2 separate regions of the Mus musculus genome follow, and region 1 is linked to region 2. A link is a contact called in ENCODE Hi-C or POLR2A ChIA-PET data. All regions are on one chromosome and are shown on one strand. The core of a region is the stretch at or near the end of the contact, and the rest is flanking DNA. Distances in the headings are between cores, read along the strand shown. Region 1 holds the start of Hddc2 (HD domain containing 2). Region 2 holds the start of Cenpw (centromere protein W).

Region 1 (4,415 bases), core at 1,595-4,094, 1.1 Mb after region 2:
TTGATACTCTTGTCTCATGTGATTCTAGATTGTGTCACCTTGACAATTAAAGCTGATTATTACATTAACCAAAGGAAGATATGGCCCATGGTGCACACCCCAGCCATCCACTTCCTCTAGCTATCCCATCTTCTACTTTAGCCAATAATACTATAAATAATAATAATATAAAACCTTCAAGGGATGAATTCACTCATTAAGACAGAACTACTGTGCTTTAATCCTCTCAGAAATGCCTTCATGGATACACTTAGAGGTGTGCTTTATGAAACCATTGCATGTTTCTCAATCTAGTCAAATTAAGAATGGAGATTAAACTTTTAGTTAGGGTTTTTGTTTTTGTTTTTTGAGACAGAGGTTTTCTGTGTAGTTCCGACTGTCCAATAACTCACTCAGAAAAGGCTGTCATAGTACCAACTGGACCTAAACTCAGATAGTTGTTTGCCTCTGGCCCTGAGTGCTAGGATTAAAGGCATGTACCACCATGTGCCTAAAAAATAGGTTTTAAGAGAGCAAAGATAAAGGATCAGACTTTCACTGATAAATCCCTAGTACTAGTCTTTGGAATAAATTGTAGAATCAAGTGAATACATTGAATATTGACTTGAGTAGTTATTAAATTTCTGTGGTATGCAAACATCAACTAAATGGTCAACATTTAAAGGGACAAGTCAGTAGTTTTTCAGAGGTTTCTCCTGCCCAAGATTCCCCTGACGTGGAAAGCTGGAGCTTAGGTCCAGGTCAGAGTTCTCTCCATGCTATGCTGCTTGTCTCCTCTAGGGTCAGTAACTCACCTAAAAACTGCCTACAACTCTGCCGGCCTCTCAAAAAGCCTCACTACACACCCGAGGCAACACACACTTCTTACATCCCCGAGAACCACTGTGTTCCTTTGCAAGAGATCTTTAAGTAACACCAGTGTTTCAAGACATCTGTCACTCATGAGGTCTCTAGGTGTTTCCTCTGCTCCTATTCTAAGAAGAATGTTCTTTCACTGCTAAATCTTGATGTGAGTGATGGGTGCTGTCAGACCACAGTCTAAGAATGGAGTTGAGCAAGGGGAATCTTGAGTGCTTGTGAGAAAACTCCAAGAAAACAAGGCAAGAGTCTTATGACCACAGCTTCTTGAAACCCCAGAATCGTTCTTGGATTGTGTTTTTTGTACTCCTCCCAAGTATAATGGATAGGAGTGAGTTATTTCAGCTGATATTCTTCATGTGCATCTATGAAAAAAAACATTTTCTTGTCACATATGGCTTGTCTTTGTCATCAAATACTTTACTCATTTGAATCTTCTTAACCCTCAGAGTACAAATTGCTGGATGCTCTGACTAAAGAGCCCCTACTCTCCCAAGTTCACACTGTCAAACTAGGGTGGTGAGCAAGGTGCTATTTAAGATATTCTACTTCCATAAAGTCCTATTTATGATTTCCAGAAAGTTTTATACTCTAAAAAGCCACTTTCACAGGCATTTTTACTGCGATAACACCTGATTCAAACACTCTGATTAGAGTGACTAACAGTATGATTTATAGGGAGAAAGCAGATAGGGACTATATATAAAACCAGGAATAGGGCTTTCTACACCTAGGACCTTAGCATAGCAAGGCAGCCTGGTGGTGCTGGCATTTGAAGCTTGTGCTTTATAGATAACACAAACCACTCACCTACTTCAGTGCTGGAGAGCACTTGGGACCTCATGCACAGCTACACTACACTGCCAACTTTTCATTTCTTCTGTAGAGCTGACTTTAGAATCCTGGATGCTGCTCATGGATGCTACTTCAGTGCTGGAGAGCACTTGGGACCTCATGCACAGCTACACTATACTGCCAACTTTTCATTTCTTCTGTAGAGCTGACTTTAGAATCCTGGATGCTGCTCATGGATGCTGCCTCAGGGTTCTGTAGAATCTACTGAGCAACATTCTATACCAACATTATGCTATGATGACTATACATTTTCTAGTATAGTTCCCGGTATAGTATTCGGGCTCATATGGAAGAGGTGGTAGGTATATCAAGTAGTGAGAAACGAGAACAGACAATGGTTCATTAGAACCATCACCTTTTAGGGCCCTGTAAATAAATAAACCTACTTTGTTACAAATAAAATTGGAATTCCTTTTTATTTCTCTTTCTTCTTGAATCTTATTCATATCCTCGACTCCCTCTGCTTGAATTTGTCCATATCCATTAACTGCATTTAAAAGTTTGTACCATCAAATTGTCAATGGAAACTAGTCAGGTAGTCCTGGAAGATCCTGATCAGTTTCCTGGCAGAATGGATGCTTGTGGTTTCACCATGGGCTTCCTCTTACTAGCCCATTTCCTGCTTCCTCCAAAGTTTCCTGGTATGTCTGCCAAGCATTGCCTCCCTTCACAGGCTTGCCCAGTGCCTTTGTTAAACTGGTTAAGCGAAGCTTCTTATAGCTAGCTCTTCCTGCCAATCAGACACTGGGCTTCTAAGAAGCAAGGTTTGCAGGCATTATCCAGCTTCATCCTCCTTAGGCCTTTCTGCCCTTAGCGTCAAGCTGCGATTCCTGTGAAAGTTGATGGTTACTTGGGCAGAGACCATCCAAAGTCTGAGCACAGACCTTAGTACAGAGAAAGTGCTCTACCAAAGGAGGAAGTGGGGCTGTGAGGAGGAGCCAAAGGGTGGGGAGGAGCTGAAGGAGGGCGGGGAGGAGCTGAAGGAGGGCGGGGAGGAGCTGAAGGAGGGCGGGGAGGAGCTGAAGAAGGGCGGGGAGGAGCTGAAGGAGGGCGGGGAGGAGCTGAAGGAGGGCGGGGAGGAGCTGAAGGGGAATGGGGAGGGGCTTGAGGTTGACACCGCCCAGCTCTTATGCACTTCAGCATGGCTTTGGCCTCGTCCGGCTCTGGAGCCGGGCTGTTGCGTTTTCTGCGTCTAGTTGGGCAGCTCAAGGTGAGCGGGTGGGATCGGCTTGGCCGGGAGGCGGTGCGGCCCAGCTCAGGCACCGACCTCACGCAACCTCCCTCGCTCAGCCCGGCGTTGCTGGCGGGTACGCAGCCGAGGCTGGACCGGGGACTCGTGCACGCTCCATGCCCAGCGCGGCCACAACCCAGGCCATGGCGATGCTGCGGAGCGGCAGCGGAAGGCAGGAGCCGAAACCCCTGCACGTAGGCTGTGGAAACCTTCCTCTATCACCGTGACTTCCGGAACTGTTGGTTTCAGTAAATCGGTTTCAGCGTGCACCAGCCCTTGCTTGGCAGAGCTTGTGCAGAGCCCCCTTTGTTCCAAGATGAGCTGTTCTGTAACACTGCGACTATTTGTGAAATTCGTTAGATGCATAGAACTCCCAGAGAAAATGCAGACTTACACAGGTTGAGAAGTAGTGAAAGGCTTGACTGCCATGGAAACTCCTCCAAGCCATCTGAGTTAGAATTGGAGAGTCTGTCACATGTTGCATGTACAAAATATTCTATTATTGTATGAAATGAGTTTTTGGACGGCACAAACCTACTACTCTCATAGTTAGGAATAATACTGGGGCTTTGCTTTGCATTTTTCCTAACTACACCACAGATGAACAGCACAGGCTGGCAGCCTGGAACTTGGGTCTTCACCTGTTGAGTTCTTAGATTCCAGGCGTGTACCACCAGGCGTACCACCAGTTTTGCTTTTATGTCTAAAAACTTTTTGTGTATTATCCCATAGTTATACTTCACTAGCACAGAGTAAAGACTATTGGACTTTTGTATACTTTTGAACATTTTTGTATATTTGTGAATTGTCCACTCACTAGTGAGATTTCAGATTTTTATCGATATGATTAGTTTAAATGAAACATTTTTAAAAAAATAGGTTTGAAACCACGACTCAGCTGACATGTGGCTCTGTGGCCATTCTCTGGCATTTTCTTGAAGAGCACCTGTCATTTTTTGTTGTTGTTCCCAGGGATAGTGTTTTGTTTAATTCCTTATCTTATTTATTAGAGAGTTCCACGGACTGGCTGGGTATACAGAAATGTCGAAAAGCCAGAAAGCGTGTCAGATCACATGTACCGGATGGCAGTTATGGCCATGGTGACCAGAGATGACCGTCTTAACAAGGATAGGTAAGTTATTTGAACATTGATGCTTATGAAGGTTTCTGGACTCTGTGTGAGGATGACTTCAGTTGTAAACTATAGTAAGTTTTCTGTTACATTCTGCGTTGGTCTCAGGGGAAACAAGTGAGAAGTTAGGGCCTTAAAGGGTGAATATGTGTGAATTGTATCTTTGCATTAATTAGTATTTACTTGGCTTTGAACTATCTGCTTTTATGAATAATGATAGCCATTTCTGAGGCCATATTGTTGAACTAGTGTGGCAATAACTACATAGGAGCTATAAAGAGTTAGCATCTCTTTAGATCATCAGCAAGTTTTTGTTTTTGTTCTTTTTAATGCTTGATA
Region 2 (4,066 bases), core at 990-3,489:
CAACAGCCTTCCTTGCTGGCACATCTCACAGTCTATCCTAACTCTTCTAGCACTATGCTAGCCTACAGGTATTTTGAAATAAAAAGTATTTGAATCAGACAAAGATGATGGCCATAACAGTATTTTTAAAGTTAACTCTTGTTACTAAGAAAATTTATATTTTACCTTTCCTGCAGCCAGTACATGATCCTTTTTGATAACTCTAGATTTACTTTCACAAGCATTTGTCCTGGACTCTTCTGCCAATCGCTGAATAAAAAGTAGGCAATTCAAATGGATCTTTAAAAGCAAAGCACAAGTAGGGTTATATAATATAAAAACCTTGTTAACATAAATTTATTACTCACAACTTTCTAACCCACAGCTTCTTCCAGGTTTGTGAGGGCACTATTCGCAGGTATCGCGCACATGTTTTCTTTATTTATATCAGTTACCAAGTATTCCAAACAAGGATGACTCAGAAGCTTCAGGGCTTTGTGCTTAAATAAAGAAGACAACGGCTTCTGATCCCAGTTCCCAGACGAATGAACAATCATCCCATAAGGCTGCACACTACACTGGGAGATCACATCAGAATTTGAAACACTGGGAAGAATATTAACGCCTCAACAACTAACTGGTATGGTAGTCATGCAGAAAAACGTGCTGCTTTAAATAGTACAAACTTTATGAATGGCATGGAGTGCTTTATCAGGTATAATTATGAAGTTAATGGAGAGCAGAACACTGTAAGCAAAGAAATGTCAATGAGCAACAGCCTAAACAGGAGCTGTTTAACAAGAGTGACAGAACAGGAAACCAGCACCTGGGAACAACAACTGGCCGAACAACTGGACCTTCCCTATGCTACCACTACAAAGTGTTGGGCTTCAACTCTGCTTGACACCTAGAGCACTCCACCGGAGTCCATACAGCCACGGGTCACTTCAGGACAGAAAATGGAAACTAAGCTACTTGAGAAAGGCCTGACAATCCCTTGAATCAGCTAGTGAGCTCCTGGATATTCCTCATCAGGTGGGTTTTGTTCTCTGTTAGACTCCAGGGAAAACAGAAGAAACTATCAAAAGTGTATTCCACGGAAATCCCAGCTCACTTACGCTATCTCAACCACTAAGGAGTCAGGGATGTGGAAAAAAACAGCAATGGAGAGAGAGAGAGAGAGAGAGAGAGAGAGAGAGAGAGAGAGAGAGAGAGAGAGAGAGAGAGAGAATGTAGATAATTTTGTAGTAGTCAAGAAAACCAGTATCTGGAGATGGCTCAGTGGTTAAGAGCTCTGCATCCCTTGTCAGGCACTTGGGAGGCAAAGGCAGGGATGAAGGTTGGGGGCCGGGGTGTCTCTGTGAGTTCCAGCCTAGTCTACAAACTGAATTCCAGGACTTCCCCGGGCAGGTACAGAGAAACTCTGCCTTGAAAATCAACATACTGAGAGTGTTAGTGGTGGTGGCAGAGGTAGGCCGATCTTTGAGTTCGAAGCCAGCCTTGTCTACACATCAAGTTCCAGGGTAACCAGGGCTACACAGACAAACCCTGTCTTGAAAAAAAAACAAAACGAAACCAAAGTAAAACAAAACAACACCCCCCCCCCCAAAAAAAAGGGCAGAAAACAAACTGATTTTACTTTCAGGCTGTAACATTGTTATTTATTTTTGGGCCAATTAATTAGTGGAAAGCACTATATTTCAGGTAAACACGAGTCTGAAAAACGAGTCTTGAAAGTTTTAAAGACTTGACGCCACATCTACACGATCACTTTAGTAGGGGACCTAGTGCAGCGGCCATAGAGAAATGGGTTCGGTAAGAACATACAGGAGCTGGGGAGGCAGGCAGGGGCCCAAATCTGTTTCTAGCCGGTTTACCTTCCATACCCGGATCAATTAAACTAATCCCAGAGCCAGGCAGTCTCCTTAACGGCTGGCCCTGGAAGCAATAAGGGGGGGTGCGGGGCCTTCCCGCGGGAGTTTTGAACGGGCTCCGCGTCCTCCTTCCGCGGTCCCCCGGGGCAGGGCGCTCCGCGGCCGGTCGTGGCCGGCGGGCCTGAAGGCGGAGAGAGCAGGACTTACCAGGAGGTCGCAGCACCTCCCCAGACCTAGGTGAGGCTTCTTCTGCTTTAAGGTGCGCTTGAGGAAGGCGCGGGGCGCCTTGCGCTTTACCCGCCTAGTGACTGTGGTGGAGGGCGCCATCCTCGCGGCCCGTCGCACGTCAGGGCCGCTCACCACAGACTGACACGCCACTTGCCTCCCCACACCGCCGAGTGGTCGATTTGAATTGGCCGCCGGACGGCGCACGGCTGTGACGTCACTGAAAACCACACCCACCGCAGCACCGGAAGCGCAGGCTGGAGGATGGACTCCTCAGGAAAAGGGTGTGTCCTGCGAACCCACTGCTTCAAGGTCTCTAAGGCTTGCTTTGCTGTTTTTGTCTGTAGTTTTCTATGGTGCTGTAGTTCGACTCTTGGTTCCATACAAAGGATGAGAAATTGTGAAAATAGTCAATAAGCCCAGTAAAACCCTTCTGTGCTCACCAAGCTATCCATATAGCAACTGGATTCTAATGAATAAGAAAGTAAATGAAAGAAGTTTGTGTTTTATTAGGAACTTAGGCCCGATTTTTTGATATTACCAATAAGCAATGTATATTTTTATATTATTGCATTTGGCTTTGCATGAGATTCTTTTTTTCTTACACCAGATTTTCCTCACAAATGCTCTCCCTTCATTGTTCCCTCCCTTAATTTCCCTATAGCTTTCAAATATACTTTCTTTTTCTTTTATTGAAAATAGATTTCTTTTTCATAAGCTGTATTCTGATTGCAATTTCCCCTCTCCTACCAGCTCCAAAATGCTCCGAATTTCTGTTCCTATTCACATCAATACCCTTTCAGTCTCTCCTCAGAAAACAAAACGGGATCTAACAAATAGTAATAAAATAAAATAACAAAGCAAAAACAATCACAAGAGGGAAAAAAAACAGAAGAAAAAGAGCCAAGGAAAAACCACAAGAAAGCATTTAGAGGCAGAAGCACACATTTGAGCACCTAAGCATTCAATAAAAATCACAAAAGCAGAAGCAATATTATATATTCTTTTTTGCCATATAATCTTATATTTATTTTCATTCATATAGTAATGAGGCTACTGCAAGCCAATTCAGATATTGTCTTTAAAATACTGTGGTGTCAAAAAAAATAAGCCTACAAAATGCAATGTCTGTTCTTGTGTGTACACTGCATCCCCAGCTAAATACCTGTGTGCCAATTAAATGGTATTAAGAGATATGGAAGAAATTGATCCTATTAAAAGATTTTATCAAGAAGTTTATAATTCTTCAAAGTTTCAGAGGCTCATCAGACAGGAAAGACATAAATGTTGCTGGCGCTTGCATTTAAATCTCCAGGTCAAAACCACAGTCATTTTCCCCATGAACACATCATTTTAGGTCTTTCTTGACTTCTTCTGTCAGATTCCTAGGACATTCATTCTATCAAAAATGTTCTCTTTTTTTTTTTTTTTGCCTTTTTTTATTAGATATTTTCTTTATTTACATTTCAAATGCTATCCCTAAAGTTCCCTATACCTTCCCTCTGCCCTGCTTCCCTACTCACCCATTTCCACTTCTTGGCCCTGGCATTCCCCTGTACTGGGGCATATAAAGTTTGCAAGACCAAGGGGCCTCTCTTTCCAGTGATGGCCAACTAGGCCATCTTCTGCTACATATGCAGCTAGAGACACGAGCTCTGGGGATACTTATTCGTTCATATTGTTGTTCCACCTATAACGTTGCAGACCCCTTCAGGTCCTTGGGTGCATTCTCTAGCTCCTCCATTGGGGGTCCTGTGTCCCATCTTATAGATGACTGTGAGCATCCACTTCTGTAATTGCCAGGCACTGGCACAGCCTCACAGGAGACAGCTATATCAGGGTCATGTCAGCAAAATCTTGCAGGCATATGCAATGGTGTCTGGGTTTAGTGGCTGATTATGGGATGGATCCCCAGGTGGGGTAGTCTCTGGATGGTCCATCGTTTCGTCTTAGCTCCAAATTTTGTCTCTGTAACTCCTTCCATGGGT

What was found. A loop is a pair of places that touch in the nucleus more often than their neighbours do. ChIA-PET counts read pairs that join two places held with the same protein, here RNA polymerase II (POLR2A).
Region 1: a loop to region 2 is called in a map of regulatory T cell, with 4 times the contacts of the local background. The contact joins the promoter of Hddc2 here to the promoter of Cenpw in region 2. A Hi-C loop is called at or near these places in 4 of 37 maps with a recorded cell type or tissue (T-helper 2 cell, regulatory T cell and v-Abl transformed pro-B cells). POLR2A ChIA-PET finds 5 or more read pairs at or near these places in 1 of 5 experiments (Patski).

What each region holds. Positions count from the first base shown.
Region 1 is chr10:31,310,561-31,314,975 of GRCm38, forward strand. It overlaps Hddc2 (HD domain containing 2), which reads left to right and starts at 2,845. Exons shown (of 6, transcript NM_027168.2): 1 at 2,845-2,923; 2 at 3,955-4,076. The coding sequence starts at 2,855.
Region 2 is chr10:30,198,301-30,202,366 of GRCm38, forward strand. It overlaps Cenpw (centromere protein W), which reads right to left and starts at 2,240. Exons shown (of 3, transcript NM_001109747.1): 1 at 2,061-2,240; 2 at 166-279. The coding sequence starts at 2,180.